Regions from separate parts of the Homo sapiens genome. Here region 1 is linked to region 2. Evidence: chromatin contacts called from ENCODE Hi-C or POLR2A ChIA-PET data. All regions are on one chromosome and are shown on one strand. The core of a region is the stretch at or near the end of the contact, and the rest is flanking DNA. Distances in the headings are between cores, read along the strand shown. Region 1 overlaps CAMK1D (calcium/calmodulin dependent protein kinase ID). Region 2 overlaps CAMK1D (calcium/calmodulin dependent protein kinase ID).

What was found. Hi-C counts contacts between places; a loop is a spot of excess contacts on that map. ChIA-PET counts read pairs that join two places held with the same protein, here RNA polymerase II (POLR2A). Pooled maps may share reads with other maps.
Region 1: a loop to region 2 is called in a pooled map, with 6 times the contacts of the local background. The contact joins two enhancer-like sites. A Hi-C loop is called at or near these places in 1 of 168 maps with a recorded cell type or tissue (naive thymus-derived CD4-positive, alpha-beta T cell), 2 of 37 single-sample maps with no recorded cell type and 8 of 50 pooled maps. POLR2A ChIA-PET finds 5 or more read pairs at or near these places in 4 of 52 experiments (GM10248, OCI-LY7, activated CD4-positive, alpha-beta T cell and 1 more).

The regions. Positions count from the first base shown.
Region 1 is chr10:12,627,566-12,631,086 of GRCh38, reverse strand. The region is part of intron 2 of CAMK1D (calcium/calmodulin dependent protein kinase ID); the gene reads right to left. Among named protein-coding and RNA genes, the nearest start is that of MIR4481, 24 kb to the left of the region's middle. Within about 2 kb of position 2,011, at least 6 of the 41 ENCODE cell types and tissues checked have a DNase peak (open chromatin) inside an H3K27ac peak, as active enhancers do.
Region 2 is chr10:12,364,137-12,367,411 of GRCh38, reverse strand. The region is part of intron 1 of CAMK1D (calcium/calmodulin dependent protein kinase ID); the gene reads right to left. Among named protein-coding and RNA genes, the nearest start is that of CAMK1D, 16 kb to the right of the region's middle. Within about 2 kb of position 1,296, at least 4 of the 41 ENCODE cell types and tissues checked have a DNase peak (open chromatin) inside an H3K27ac peak, as active enhancers do.

The DNA of each region.
Region 1 (3,521 bases), core at 762-3,261, 260 kb before region 2:
CATAGATTCAAAGGGTCTGTGCCAATCTCTGAACACTTAAATCACTGCATACTTTCCAAGGAAAGGCTGCACCCTTGAGACAGCTTCTCCTACCTTCTGTTTGTGTGTTTATGTCGTAAGATAATGCATCACCAAGCACTCAAGTGGAATCCTGAGGATCATAAGGCAATCTGGTCCTCCTGTCCCTCACTGATCCCTGGGTGCACCCTCTGAAGTCCACAGCCTCCCACCCTAAAAATGGCATTTTACAAGTTGCTACATTGTGCAGTGCAGGAAGCAGGTCCAATAGGAACTCAAAGAAGGGAGGTACGGAGGACGTGAGGTCACAAGGAAAGCTCCACTGGTAAGATAAAGAGAGCAAAGGGCCAGGGGCAGTAGCTCACGCCTCGAATCCCAGCACTTTGGGAGGAGAGGCCAAGGTGGGAGGATCACTTGAGGCCAGGAATCCAAGAACAGCCAGGGCAACATAGTGAGACCTCATTTCTAGAAAATAAAATAAAATAAAATAAAACAACAAAGCAAAACAAAATAAAATAAAATAAATTAGCTAGGTGGAGTGGTGAGTGCCTATAGTCCCAGCTACTCAGGAGGCAGAAGCAGGGAGATCACTCAAGTACAAGAGTTCAAGGCTGCAGTGAGCTATGATCACACCACTGTTCTCCAGCCTGGGCTACTGAGTGAGATCCTGTCTTTTTTTTAAAAAAAAAAAAAAAGAAAGAAAAAGAAAGTAAATCTTAGCAGAATTTGGATAAGAAAACAAGTCACAATATATACGCGGTGGGGGTGGGCAGAAGGGGGATTTAAGGGGAAACAAAAGAGAGAAGGTCTTGAGGACAAAGATGCGCTCACTAGGGAGAAGATGCTGGGAAGAAGACGGAGCATGAAAGTTAGGTAAGAAGTAACCAGGTTATAAGCAGCTTCGAATATCAGGGTGAAGAGATGGGGCTTCATTTTTAGTATCCTACATCCTTATGGCTAGAAAGAACTGTAGAGGCCATCTCGTCCAATCACACCCAAAACCAAGCCAAGAGGCCACCCTACGGGGCTCAGGTGCCTCCCTGTCCCACTGTCCTTCTGACCTCAGCCTCTCCGGAACAGACCATCTCTCAGAGAGCTGCAGCCCTGCCTCCATCCACTGCAGTCTATCGTATACATCACTGGACTGAACTCATCACTGTCCCCTCTTGCTGTTCATTCACTGCCCTGGGAGGCATCAACAGACATGATCCAAGACAATCACAGGGTCAGGACCCACTCGAAGGTCTCAATGGATGTTCTCCTCCTTCTGTATCCAGAACCCCTTGCTTTTGAGGATGCTACGAGGAAACAATGGCTTGAGCCCAGAGAAATGAATGTTATAATGCTATCAGGAAACCTACTACTAAAAAACATCAGCTTGGATATTGTGAGAATTACAGTTTGGCACACTTCTGGGAGATAATGTAGAGGTTGAAACAAAATCACAGGTGGAGAACACGTCCTTGTCTGCGATGACTATAATCAGGACCCTCCCACACAATCAGCTTTTCACTTCACAGCCACACCACGGCCTCTAACTTTGCTCCCTGTAATAGTCTGACAACCTCGACATGGGGACAACACACAAGAATCTGGAAGAAAGGACTCACCTTTAGCTCTGCATCTTCACCGGATGCACATTATATTTTTATGTAAACGTGTTTATTGTCATTTTGGCCTTTCAACACCTTGGCATGAAACGTTTTTACTACATCGAGTGCAAAGTTGATTGCATAGTCATAGTTTTAGAAACCAAAAGGTAAGGCTAAAACCAGGACTGGATCAGTCTTTAAAAGGACTCTTCAGATCCTCAGATTCCCCTCCTGTCCTGAAGAAAGCCCAGAGGTTTGCTCTCTAAGAAGATTACTGCATACAGTGGAGTGGAGATTAAAGCACTTTAGAGAAAATAAGCCACTGAACAAAAGCTCCCGCCTCACCCAAGCTCAGCTCCCAGAATGCTGGCAGCTGGCCTCTGTCCCCACCAAACAAATACACACAGACATTTACAGCAGCTTTATTCACAACTGCCCAGACCCGGAAGCAACACAGTCCCCCAGTAGGTGAACAGGTAAACTGTGGTACATCTAGACAATGGACTAGTATCCAGTGCTAAAAAGAAATAAGCTATCAAGCCACTTAACTGTGCATTTCTAAGTGAATGAAGCCAATCTTGAAAGACTACATATTGTATGATTCCCATTATATGACCTTATAGAAAAGGTAAAACTATGAAGACGGTGAAAAGGTCAGTGGCAGCCAAAGATTGGAAGGAGAAGGGGAAGGGAGGGAAGAACAGGTGGAAAACAGGATTTGTATAGCAGTGAAACGATTCTGCAGGCCTCTATGATGGTGGATACATGTCATATATTTGTCAAAACCCACAGAATGTATAACATAAAGAGTGGACCCTAATGTAAACTAAGGGCTTTAGTTAATAATAATGTACCAATACTGGCTCATCAATTATAGCAAATGTACCGCTCATCAATACCAATATTGGCTTATCAATTATAACAAATGTACCACCCTAATTCAAGATGTTAATAATAGGGCAAATTGGGTTGGGGGTATATGAGAACTCCCTGTACTTTCCACTCAATTTTTCTCAAAACCGAAAACTGCTAGACTATGATAAAGTAAAAATAAGACAAAGTTATTAATTAGACACACACACAGTGAGCCATGACCACACTAGTACATACTAGAATGGCTAAAATTTAAAAGACCAACAACACCAAGGATTAATGAGCAACTAAAACTATCTTACATTACTGGAGGGAATGAAATGGTACAACCCCACTGGAAAACAGTTAAACACATATGTGCCAAATTACCCAGCAATTCCATTCGTAGATATTTACCTGAAAGAAATGAAAACATAGGTCTACACAAACACTTGAATACAAATGTTCATAACAGCTTTAACTTAATAGCCTGAAACTGGGAAAAACTCAGTTTTGTTTTGTTTTTTGTTTTTTGTTTTTTTTTGAGACAGAGTCTTGCTCTGTCGCCCAGGCTGGAGTGCAGTGGCACAATCTTGGTTCACTGCAACCTCTGCCTTCCAGGTTCAAGCGATTCCCCTGCCTCAGCCTCCTGAGTAGCCGGGATTACAGGTGTGCGCCACCACGCCTGGCTAAATTTTTTTGTATTTTTAGTAGAGAGGGGGTTTCACCATGTTAGCCAGGATGGTCTTGATCTCCTGACCTTGTGATCTGCCTGCCTCGGCCTCCCAAAATTTCGGACTACAGGCGTGAGCCACTGCACCTGGCCTTGTTTTTTTCTGTGTTCATCAACAGGTAAATGAATAAACACCTCGTGTTACATTTATGCAAAGGAATTTCATACATGCAGTGAAAAAGAACAATCCCAACAGCATGAATGAAGCTCAAAAACATTATGCTGAGTGAAAGATACAAAAAAAAATGTGCTCTATGATTCCATTTACATGAAGTCTAGAACAGACAAAAATAATATGTGGCCATACAAATCAGATGAGTGGTTGT
Region 2 (3,275 bases), core at 47-2,546:
GAAACCATCCCCCCACCCCTCGTCCATGGAAAAATTGTCTTCCACGAAACTGATCCCTGGTGCCAAAAAGATTGAGGACCACTGATCTAACCTCAAGAATTTCCAAAGACTGTGTTCTGAAGAGGGGTTGGCTTCAAGGTTTAGGGCATCTGCAGCTTAGCAGAAAGCAGGACTGTGCATGTAACAGTGTTTATTTTATGTCATGAAGCAACTAAGAAGCTGGCTTCCTGTGTCTTACTCTAAGCAGGGAGAGTCAGCCACACTTGGATATGAATATTTTTTATCCCCTTTTTCTCACAAGTATAATTAGCTCTCTGGAAGTCTGTGGCGTCAGGTCTCATCTTGGCGACAGGATCTGTCCCGCTGCTGATTCTGGGGATGTGTTTAGAAGTGGTCATGAGGATAGAGATGGGGACCATGAGAATAAGCCAAGCAAGGCCATCACCACCATCACTGCCAAGCTACACGAATTACTGACAAACTTCAAGTCTGACACCCACTGTGCTCACGAAGACTCTATCTTATAGGGGATAAAGCCGCCCCTATATCCACAGCCAATGCACAGTGACTCAGGCACACCACCTAGTAAAATACTGAAATACCTCCAGTGAGTCTAGATCCACAGCCCCACCTCCACAGGTCCAGCTCCACCACTAATCTCTGGGGTCTCTCCCTAGATCTGCCACCCACCCCGCAGAATGACTGACTGCCCAGGATCCATCCAGCCAATGATTGACTCTTCTTTTTTTTTTTAAGACATAGTCTCGCTGTGTCACCCAGGCTGGAGTGCAGTCACGCAATCTCAGCTCACTGCAACCCCCACCTCCTAGGTTCAAGCGATTCTCCTGCCTCAGCCTCCCGAGTAGCCAGGATTACAGGCATGCGCTACCAGGCCTGGCTAATTTTTTTTTTTATTTTTAGTAGACATGGGGTTTCACTATGTTGGCCAGGCTCGTCTCAAACTCCTGTCCTCAAGTGATTCACCCACCTTGGCCTGCCAAAGTGCTAGGATTACAGGTGTGAGCCACTGAGCCCAGCCCAACAACTGATTCTTACTGTCTTCTTTATATTCTTCCAAATTTTTCAAATTCTCTACAAGGATGGCATGTTGCTGTTCTAATTTTAAGTTCTTCTTAGGGTACCATCACTTAAAAACCGAAAATGAAAACAATACAACAACACTGAAATAGAGCCAAAGAAAACAGACTATGAAACTTTGGGGTTTGTGTTGGTAACTTTCAGATTCAAGATCAACATATGACCCAACTTCTACAGGAAGCCTGCCCAAAAGATAACAGCTATGTTTCAAGAGGTGAATGTGACACTGACACTGAGGAGAAGGAAACGTGTTTTTTTGAGACGGAGTCTCATTCTGTCACCCAGACTGGAGTGCATTGGTGCGATCTCTGCTCACTGCAGCCTCCGGCTCCCAGGTTCCAGGGATTCTCCCACCTCAGCCTCCCGAGTAGCTGGGATTACAGGCATGTGCCACCACGCCCAGCTAATTTTTTTGTATTTTTTAGTAGAGGCAGGGTTTCACCATGTTGGCCAGACTGGTCTCGAACTCCTGACTTCAACTGATTGGTCCACCTCAGCCTCCCAAAGTGCTGGGATTACAGGCGTGAGCCACCCCAGCCAGCACAGAAGGAAACATTTTTAAAGCTATAATCTTTAGGCCGGGCGTGGTGGCTTACACCTGTAATCCCAGCACTTTGGGAGGCCGAGGCAGGCAGATCACGAGGTCAGCAGATCGAGACCATCCTGGCTAACACGGTGAAACCCTGTCTCTACTAAAAATACAAAAAATTAGCCGGGCATGGTGGCAAGCGCCTGTAGTCCCAGCTACTCGGGAGGCTGAGGCAGGAGAATGGCGTGAACCTGGGAGGCGGAGCTTGCAGTGAGCCGAGATTGCGCCACTGCACTCCAGCCTGGGCGACAGAGCGAGACACTGTATCAAAACAAAAACAAAAACAAAAAAAGCTATAACCTTTGCAACATCATAATTGCTCCTGTATGGATTAATGTGAGGTCTTTACTATAATATATACCAAGCAGCACACATTCTTATCTCATTTGGGATCTATAAAAAGTCCATAACGTAAGCAGGTGTCATTATCCCCATTTGACAAACAAGGTCATCAGGACTCAGAGAGGATAGGCCGGCTTGGTGGCTCACACCTGTAATCCCAGAACTTTGGGAGGCTAAGGTGGGTGGATCATTTGAGGTCAGGAATTCAAGACCAGCCCGGCCAACATGGTGAAACCCTGTCTCTATTGAACATACAAAATTAGCCTGGCGTGGTGGTGTATACCTATAATCCCAGCTACTTAGGAGGCTGAGGCAGGAGAATCGCTTGAACCTGGGAGGCAGAGGTTCCAGAGAGTCAAGATCGCACCACTGAACTCCAGCCTGGGTGACAGTGAGACTCCACCTCAAAAAAAAAAAAAGAATCAGAGAGGATAAAACCAAGATTCCATAGTTCTTCACTGGCAGAGCTGGGACTCAAACCCAGACTCCTGACCTCTGCTTCCTTCAGTGGTATGCCACAGCCACCTTCCAGCGACTCCTAAAAGTCTAAGTCAGGAATTTTGCAAGTAGGTTGTTAAACCATGGGGAGCTTGAAATCAGACCAGGTGGGAGTATTCACACCACAGAAATCAGCAAGAGCTACAAATCAGAACTGCCGTCCCACCAAGGCCAGTTTATCAGCACACAACTGACTCCAATGGCCTCCTTCTCTTCCCATACCATAACACATGCATGCACAGAGCGTGAGGTTTTGCTTTTTTTTTTAACATCAGTCAGTACTTCTCTATCCCATCAGCTCCACTAACTAGCTTGTTAGCAGCCTGATCAAATGAGAATGATGGCCATGCGTGGTGGCTCAGGCCTGTAATCCTAGTACTTCGGGAGGCCTAGGTGGGCGGATCACCTGAGGTCAGAAGTTCAAGACCAGCCTGGCTAACATGATGAAACCCCATCTCTACTAAAAATACAAAAAATTAGCCAGGTGTGGTGGTGCGTGCCTCTAATCCCAGCTACTAGGGGCGCCGAGGCAGGAGAATTGCTTGAACCCAGAAGGCGGAGGTTGCAGTGAGCCGAGATCATGCCACTGCACTCCAGCCTGGGCAACAGAGGGAGACTCCATCTCAAAAAAAAAAAAAAAAAAAAAAGAGAATGCGCATTGGAGTCAAGAGACTCCTAACTTTCTACATGCCTCTTAGCAACCTCTTCACCTGAGTCATTTAACTTCTCTGACCCTTCATGTCCTTGT